Regions from separate parts of the Mus musculus genome. Here region 1 is linked to region 2. Evidence: chromatin contacts called from ENCODE Hi-C or POLR2A ChIA-PET data. All regions are on one chromosome and are shown on one strand. Each heading gives the region's core, a stretch centred on a gene start or an enhancer-like site at or near the end of the contact. The rest is flanking DNA. Distances are from core to core; before and after follow the strand shown. Region 1 holds the start of Pmvk (phosphomevalonate kinase). Region 2 holds the start of Flad1 (flavin adenine dinucleotide synthetase 1).

Region 1 (4,673 bases), core at 1,477-3,976, 47 kb after region 2:
GAAAGCCCAGAGAATAGCAACTTGTGCAGGCTCCCAAAGTTTGCTAGGACAGAGTCAAGCCAGGAGGAGCCCAGGGCAGTTGAGCTCAGGCTAAAAGTCCGAGTGTGCTCTTTCTTTTTTTTTTTTTTTTTTTTGGTTTTTTGAGACAGGGTTTCTCTGTGTAGCCCTGGCTATCCTGGAACTCACTCTGTAGACCAGGCTGGCCTCAAACTCAGAAATCCACCTGCCTCTTGCTGGGATTAAAGGCATGTGCCACCATGCCCAGCCAGAGTGTTGGAGTGTGCTCTTCTTTTCTCCTCTCCAGTCCCCCACCTCCAACACACACACACACACACACACACACACACACACACACACACACACACACACACACACACACACGTCTTTAAGTCTAGACTCTGAATTGAGTCTGGAGGAGCTATGCACTACAGGTCAGGCTCCTCCTGGTTCTTGTTTCTTGCAGATAGCTCTTTTCAGAGAAGTATGGTTGTGACCACACGGTGGCAGCAGCGGGTCGGACTGCAGGTGGGAGGGTCTGGGAGGGAGGCAGGGGGAAGAAGGGGCCTCTAGGAGCTGCCCCAGGACCTTGAGCAATTGGGTATGTGGTTGTGCAGTCCTAGTCTTGGGTATATGCATCCATAGAGGTCCCCTCTAACTTAGGGGGAAGTCCTGGCCTCCTGGTCTCCCCCATGGAGCACCCATTCTTTCCTTCACTTCTTGATCAGTCATTCGAGACACCACCCGACTCCACCCACATTGTTCCTGGCCCTGCCTTTGATAGCACTTGGTATGCTTTTGAGCATCTGAGGAAAGCATGGAATGCAGTTTGGGGTAAGAAGCAGAGGGAAGGGGCTGGGCAGGTATATCCAGGATGGGAAATGTTCATACTCTGGACTGGAAAACATCTGGTTTTGGAACCAGATGGAGCTAATTTCATCATTTAGAGGTCTAGACCTTGATACAAGTCTCTCAGCCCCTTACTTAATTTTATGTATGTGAGTGTTTTGCCTGCACGTATATTAGTGCACCATATACACGCAGTGCCTATGGAGGCCAGAAGAGGCTGTCAAGATTCCCTGGAACTGGAGTTACAGATGGCTATGAATCACCCTGTGGCTTCGAACTCAGAGATCTTCCTGCCTCTGACTCCTGAGTGCTGAGATCAAGAATGTGTGCCACCATTGCCTGGCTTAGGCAAATACATTCGGAAGTTTTGTGATTGGGACTAGAATTCCAGGGAAATTTGATTCCAGGGTGGGGCTGAAGGAAGGGGTGAGTTATGTCAGGCAGGTTCAGAATTCTGGGTGGAAGTTCTGATTTCTTTTGAGTGAGGGCTTAGTGAGCAGGAGGCCACAAGTGACTTCACCCTATATAGGCTTCGTTGGCCTGGTGAGAGCCAGCTTTCGGTGGGACCCAGAGAAATATTTATTGCACAGAGGTGGGACAATGTGCTGACTTACAAACTGTGAAATCACAGTGCTTAAAACAAACAGTCTGCTGTGAGTGGATACTTTAAAGTTTACAAAGTATTTTGTTGTACAGTTCTGCTTTCCTCTGTTTACCAAGCCTCTCACTTCCTTCTCTTTATTTTATTTTATTTTATTTTATTTTATTTTATGGCCCAGGCTGGCCTGGAATTTGTCTGCTTCCATTTCCAGTGCTGGCTGGCACTTGCCACTAAACCTAGTTTATTCAGTGCTGGCCCTCAAACCTAGGCTTAGGCAGAGGCTCTATCAACAGACAGACATCCTCAGTTCTGGCGATCCTCCCCGGTCCACTCTTTCTGTACCTGACCACTCCTGTTCTTTATTTTAAAATGATTTATGTGTTTTGCCCGTATGTCTGTGTACCTCGTGCATGCAGTTCCCACAGAGGCTAAGGGAGGGCTTTAGGTCCTCTGGAACTGCAGTTCCAGCTGGTTATGAGCGGCTAGGTGGGTGTTCAGCAAGGGCAGCCAGTGCTCTTAGCTGCGGAGTCATCTCTTCGCCGAAGCCTCTTTCGAATACGCAAAGAAATGATTTTCCTAAGAGTTTCTTTACGTTTCACTTTGGTTTTCACAAGACTTTGCAGTCTTATACACTGGAGGCAGTCATAGGCTGCAGGCTTTATTTTGATAAGCTTAGAAAAATGTAGGACAGCAATTTATATCTACAGATAACAGTAAGTAGGTGTCAGAACACTCTTAGTTTTGCCTCTCAACTTCTGGCTGGATGTTGGTCTCCGGAGGAAATTGGGTAATCTTGTTCAGAGTGGCGTCAAAACTCCTTAACCTAAGTTACTAATGTCACCAATGTTCTTTTTCGAGATTCTGAAAAGCTTTGGAGAGGAGTATGCGGCTAAAGAAAAGATCACTTAGTTCCAGCTGGAGGCTTCAGCAGTTACAAAACCTTTTCAACAGTGAAATAGCATACTGTTCATTAAACCCCTCCCTCGCTATGACGTCAAGAAACACACCCTATCATGTCATTGTCTGGTTACTTCTTTGGAAAGAGCTATTTTTAGTGCGGGGCAAACACATATTTGCTTTAGAGCATGAGTTATAACGTACAAATTAAAAGGCAGATTTGAAAATGCCTTCAACATTACTATTTTTCTTTATCTTTATGTTTGGCCGGTTGTGTAGAAGGGAACTTGAGGCTAGTCTTTCCAGCGTCACTCTCGGCTCACCTTGTCAGCCGAGAAGGCGGGGCCATGACGTCACATCTGGGCGGGCGTGGACTGTTCTAAGTGCGTGCTGCGCAGGGGGGGGAGGGCGGGGGGGGGCGGGAAAGGTACTTAGATACTAGGCTGCAAGGCTCTTTCCCTTCCAGTTTCTACGCCCATTCTCTGCGCGCTGGTTTCGATGTGGGCTGTGTAGTGTGGAGAAGGAGTGGGATCCCTCCTCCTTTTTGCTTCTACTGAGCGGGTCCACTTCGTGCTTGGCTGCATTTCAGGGGTCCGAAGTGTCAGCTTTAGGCCTGGTGAAGCTTGGTGGCACCATGGCCCCGCTCGGAGCCTCCCCGCGTCTGGTGCTGCTGTTTAGCGGGAAGAGAAAATCCGGGAAGGACTTCGTGACCGAGAGGCTGAAGAGCAGGTGTCCGCGGGTGCAGGGAAACCGAGGAAGGGCGCTACCGCAAGTGATGGAGGGCTTTATGGAGGGAGCTCGTGGAGGGCAAGGAGGGACAGGATGACAGGGCAGGGGAAGGCAGACCCTCACGGTCAGTAAAACAGCAGCCTGCACAAATCTCCCTCAAAGAACTAGGGGACTGCCACTGCAGATCTATGAAGATGTAGCTCTGCCTTCAAGAAACATGAATTACTACTATTACTATGCTGGCACCTTCAACGTGCCATTCCTGTTTGATGATTGTGGTCTGAGGTAACTGGCCTAGATAAGGAGACTAACAAGACTGTAAAGGTTTTTTTTCAAGACCACGTCCTGAGTGTGTCTGCTGCAAAGAGAATCTGCCCAGAACACCCTGCAATGGCAGGAATTTATGGAATATTCTATGCCAGGTGTTGTGCGTCTATATCATCTCATTTAACCTATTTAGCTTCTTTACCAAATAGTGGTATTAGCAATCCCATGTCACAGATGCAGAAGCAGGGGCCCTTAGGAGCTAAAACCTGGTGTGTGTGTGTGTGTCTCTGTGTGTGTGTGTCTGTGTGTGTGTGTGTCTGTGTGTGTGTCTCTGTGTGTGTGTGTCTCTGTGTGTGTGTGTGTGTGTGTGTGTGGTCCAGCAGCAGGGAGAGCTCATACATGTAGGAGTTCAAGGCCAGAGTGGACAACATGGTGAATTTTTAGTATTAAAATTTTTAAATTTGCTAGGGTTATAAAGTAGCAAACTCAGGATTTAAATTCAGCTTGGCCTGCCTGGAGACACCGTTCACTCACTCTGCCCTGCCTGGAAACACCATTCACTCATTCTGTCCTTCCTTTCTAGATATTTATTTTCAAAGATGTGTTTATGTGATGGGTGTGGGTTTGTGCCTTGGTGTGTGCGAGTGTTCTTGGAAGCCAGAAGAGGGCAGGTGATCCCCAGAACTGGAGTTACAGATGGTTGTGAGCCTTCATGTGGGTGCTGGGAATAGAGCCTTGGTCTGTAAGAAGAGCAGCACTGGGATTAAAGGCATGTGCCACCACACTTGGCCCATCTTCAGCTTTTAAGAAAGCATGGTTCTCGGGGTTGAGCTAAGACTGTCAGGCTTCTGAGGCTCGCCTTTCCCCCAGCCTTTTATTTTTCTTAAGTGATAAGAAAATATTCTAGGAAACACTGTTTTTTGTTTTCTTCTGGAAACTTGGGCTGGGAAAGCAGAGAAGGGGGAGAGAGAATGCTGGGGCTCCTCTCCAAGGGCAAGGTGGTCAGGACACCACGTGTGAGGTACCACAGCCATTCCAAGAGGTTCAGGGGAGCCCTGGGCTGAGGTTCTTACCCCAAACCTTTACCACTAAATAATCACCATCGGTGTCTAAACTTTACTTGTTCTTAGCTCCACACATAGGCAGAAGAACAGCCGGAAGCCTAGACGATGGATGGGGTTCGGCTGCTGGGAGTTCACGGCCTGGCTCAGTGCTTAGTGGATGGTGTACTGCAGATGTCTTATCTGTTCTAGTCAAGTTCTGCTATTGTTAAATGGGCATTACATGGGATGGCTAAAAGAATCAAAGGAGCCAGCCTGTCCCGGAATACAGT
Region 2 (4,417 bases), core at 1,457-3,956:
TGAGGGAAAGACAAGATTGTCAGTGCTGGGGAATGAAGGGCAGATGGGGAGGTAGCTACATCTGTCTAGTGATGGAGCGCTGGGTTTTGGAGGGGGATACTGCCAGGGAGCCTGGAATGGGAGTAAGAACGAGAAACCAAATTGAATGTAGAGAAGAAGGGATTCTCCCTGGGGCTACTTGGCTGTCATTCGTCCTGACCTCACTTGGATTTATAGATTTCATAGTCAGTTCTGCACTTTGAGCTTGACTTGATATAGACTCAATCATTAATTCTGTGGGGCTCTTTGGACTTGGTCACCGACCCCAACAGTTTGAGTTTTAGTCCCTGGCTTCAGGTTCATACTGAGCAGCCTCACCACGACCCTGGTTGCTTTGCTCAGTGATATCTCAGATGTAGTCATGGTCAGTTAGGCCTTTCATTTCAATCAACCCCACTTCTAAAACCTCTCCCATCTTCTCTCCTCCACATTCTCACTTCCTTAGAGTCTTTTTCCTGGGTGATGTTGACAGGCTCTGGGCCAACCTCCAGTCTCCCACACATCCATCCCCTACCCCCCCCCCAGTGTTCCACTCCCCCCAGTCCTCAATCCTCTCCACTATGCTCTGCTCCCTGCCTTATAAGTAACTTTTTTTAATGCGTCACTGTGTTCGCTAAATCACTTCTGTGCTCAGAAACATGTTGGCTCCAATTGCATACAGAATAAAGTTCAAATTCTTTTGCAATCATTAAAGCTGGCTGGCTATACTGTGTGCCCTATCTTCTTTCCTAGCCTTAGCTTCTACTTTTCTCTCTCTACAGGGGGGATGAGTAGTTAAAGAGTTTGTGTTGGACTCTGTCTCCAAATAAAATAAATGAAAAGTTTGTGTTCTGGAGCCGAAGAGCTGGCTTAGTAGCCAAGAGTGCTTGCCTCTGTTCCAGAGGACCCAAGCTTGGTTCCCAGACTGGTTGGGCAGCTCGTAACAGCCTTAAGTCCCACTCCATGGAATCTATAACTTCTGACCTCTGTGGGCACTCCCCCACCCCAACATACAGATATATAAACATAAAATTAAAAATTTTAAGCCTGGCATGGTGGCATACATCTTTAATCCCAGCACCCCAGAGGCAGAGGCAGAGGCAGGTGAATTTCTGTGAGTTTAAAACCAGTCTAGTTTACATAAAACAAGAGCTCTAAGCCAGCCAGGGATACCCAGTCAGACTCTGTCTCAGGTTTGTGTTCTGGAGTAAGGAAGAATTGGGCTAGAATCCTATCTCTTCCACTATTTTCCTTTTTTAATTTATTTTGAGACAGGGTTTCTCTGTGTAGCCCTGGCTGTTCTGGAACTGGCTATGTAGATCAGGCTGGCCTCGAACTCACAAAGATCCACTTGCCTCTGTCTCCCAAGTGCTGGAGGTTAAGGCATGTATCACTTTGTTCCTAGGACTTTGTAGGCTTGTGATCTGGGGTAAGTTTCCTAACCTCCTTGAGGCTGTTTCATAATTTATAGAGATCTGTAATAAAAACCCCAATTTCATGGAATTTTTGAAGTTTGTAAGGCCACATGTGATATAGTTAAGTGCAGACCAGCCTCTGGTAGACACTAAAAAAGATCAGGGTAACTATTACTGTTGCCAACCCATGCTTGCCACATCCTCTAACAGCACCCTGGCCGTCCAGAATAGAGTCCTTTCTTCTCTTACCTTCCTTCTAGCTCGCCTATCCAGCCTGCTGAGCTTCCTCTACTTGCTGTGCCACCTGTCACTTGTTATGTGGCTACTCTGCCCCCAGTCATACTTCGTAGCAAGTTGTAGGAAAGTTACTACCCATCTTTCAACAGAAACACTCAACCGAAGGGTCACTTTTCCTCCAATGTGTTAGGACTCACTCCAGGGCCGGACTTTGGCAAGAAAGGGGATTCCTACTCCGGTTTCCCTCCTTTCACCGTAAAGAGTCCACGACAATAGAATGCCACACTCTTCCCCTCTTCCGTTCCAGACACACCTTAAGGATCTCATCTCCAACAATGATGATGCCTGCTGTCACGCTGCGCCCTGATCCTGGGGGCAGTTCAGAGGCCCTAGATGCCATGGTCCTGCCCTCTGTGCTCTTTTGCAAGGCTTTCCAGTAGCCACTCAGAACCCCAAATTGGGGCCGTATGTACTGAGAGGCCGCCAGGTCTACAGGATGCAGGAGGCCATACCCTGAGTTCCGGGGTTGAGGGAACCTGGAAGAGCCAGAAAGGACAATGAAGACGTCAGGAGTGTACCTTCTTCCTAGAGGAAGGAAGGCTCAATCTTCTTTAGTCACCCTTACTCCGGCCTCTTTAACATACTCTTAAGCCCCAGGTTCCTAAAAACGTCTCGATTCCTATTCCTTTAAAGTGCCATGTTTTCCCAAGACCTACCACTTTAGATATCTCCGTCTGCCGAGCAGGTTTAAAATTTGCCCTATCTTGGGTATATCTGCACCTTTAAATGTCTCTTCTCTTCGGATCACCTGTCCCTTTAAATGTCTACCTTATTCTGGGCCTTAGGGTCCCTTTAAATGCATTTCTTTCCTCCCTCCGCCAATGACCAGGGCTCAACCTACTTCTGCACCCTTTCTATCCCGAGATCTCTTTTTCTCACCAGGCTTCAGATCACTGATCTCGTATCATCCCACCTCTATTTTGCCCCCTGCACAGGGTCATTCGCTCTTTCCTTTCCGCATGTCCTAGGACAGCTTCCGTACTCAAAGTCCCGCCTTACAATGCTTCATGTTGATTGGTTATTTTGGCTGTCGCTCACTCCTACCAGTGGTTCTATTGGTCTAACCGGCAATCGCTCACGCGCCTCATCGCGGAGCTAGAGGAAATGCTAAGTTGTTATTGGCAACACCATGTAGTCATCACTGTCCGGAAGTAAAAATAGGGGCCTGGCCTTAGCCCATGGAGGGCGGGACTTAAAGTGTTCTGGTACTCGAAGGGAAAATATTGGGAGGTGTTTTAAGGACTGTCGGGTGGGACTGTCGGGTGCTGCTTTGTAGTACTAGAAGAAAATGAAGGTCTGATTCTGTTTCATTCAAATATTAAAAAACAGTTCAGACAGAGCCCCAGTATATAGCCCGGGAAGTAACTTGTTTAAACCGATCAGCCTGGTCTCGAACTGCCTGGGGAGTGGTGGGATTCAAATCATGTGTTACTACACTTCATTGCATCACATTTCTCTTTCTGTCTCTACCCCTCTCTCCTCTTTCGAGATAGGGTTTCTCTGTGTAGCTGGAATTCGCTCTGTAGACCAGGTTTATTAACTCCTCCTGCTTCTGCCTCCCAGGTTCTGGGATTAAAGGCGTGGGCCACCACCGCTTGGCTTTGCCTCTTAAATTTGAGAAGGTGAAGATGGTTTTTCTTTTTTTTTTTTTTTTTCTGAGACAGGGTTTCTCTGTATAGCCCTGGCTGTCCTGGTACTCACTCTGTAGACCAGGCTGGCCTCGAACTCAGAAATCCGCCTGCCTCTGCCTCCCAAATGCTGGGATTAAAGGCGTGGGGAAGGTGAAGATGTTATTAGCATTAACAATGAGGTGTGAGCTGCAGGGTGTGGAACCTTCGTTTGTTTCTAATATAAAGGGAAAAACTACTTAAGCTTCTCTGACTTTAAAATGTAAAAACCCTTTCCTGCCCCACCTGCCTCCAGAACATCACTTCCCAATGATGGGTCCCTGGAGAGAGGGGTACGCAGGAGTACCTTGGACTCACTTTGGGTACTCACAACATTTCATTCCTACTTCAGTGCCCCTCCACCCTTTGCTTTGCTGGGGAAAAATAGCTTAATCATCTGGGTTTTTTTTTTCTTTTTTTTAAAAAAGCTTTTACTATTATTGTATGACTAGGAAGGACAGCAGTGTCCCAGCATGCAAATGGAAGCCAGAGGACAACTTTCTGGAGTCCCTTTTCTTTCACCTTTATGTGGGGCCTAGGATCTATCCCAATTTGGGTGGCGGAGTCTTACTCTTACCTGCTGAACCATCTCGCTATCCCTAGATATTACGATATGTAAATTGTGACCCAGTAGGTTTGGACGGGGTCTGACATCTACATTTCTCCTGGGATTTTCTGTTGTGACTTGGAGGCATGCTAAAACCACAATATCTTTTCAAATAAATATGCTCTCATGACATGTGGCAAACGTGTTGGGAATATGGCTTTGTGTTAGAACACTGGTCTAGCATTGTGAGGATCAGGACTGAAAAAGAATTATATGTTATTGGAGACAGGTTCAGAAAGGGTGCCCACACGATCTTGAAATGCCATAGTGAATGTTAGACCAGCCTTAAGTAGTAAGTCCTGTGGGGTTTCCTTAGTTTAAAAGGTGGGGGGTGTGGATGAATAGGGGAATGAGTGTGACCACAAAGTATTATATACTTTTTTGAAACTCTAAACTGGGAGTGGTGGTACATA

The links. Hi-C counts contacts between places; a loop is a spot of excess contacts on that map. ChIA-PET counts read pairs that join two places held with the same protein, here RNA polymerase II (POLR2A).
Region 1: a loop to region 2 is called in a map of heart, with 2.0 times the contacts of the local background. The contact joins the promoter of Pmvk here to the promoter of Flad1 in region 2. A Hi-C loop is called at or near these places in 3 of 37 maps with a recorded cell type or tissue (all heart). POLR2A ChIA-PET finds 5 or more read pairs at or near these places in 4 of 5 experiments (Patski and embryonic stem cell).

The regions. Positions count from the first base shown.
Region 1 is chr3:89,456,392-89,461,064 of GRCm38, forward strand. Pmvk (phosphomevalonate kinase) reads left to right here and starts at 2,727. Exons shown (of 5, transcript NM_026784.3): 1 at 2,727-3,073. The coding sequence starts at 2,979.
Region 2 is chr3:89,409,175-89,413,591 of GRCm38, forward strand. Flad1 (flavin adenine dinucleotide synthetase 1) reads right to left here and starts at 2,707. Exons shown (of 8, transcript NM_177041.4): 1 at 2,610-2,707; 2 at 1,984-2,206. The coding sequence starts at 2,070.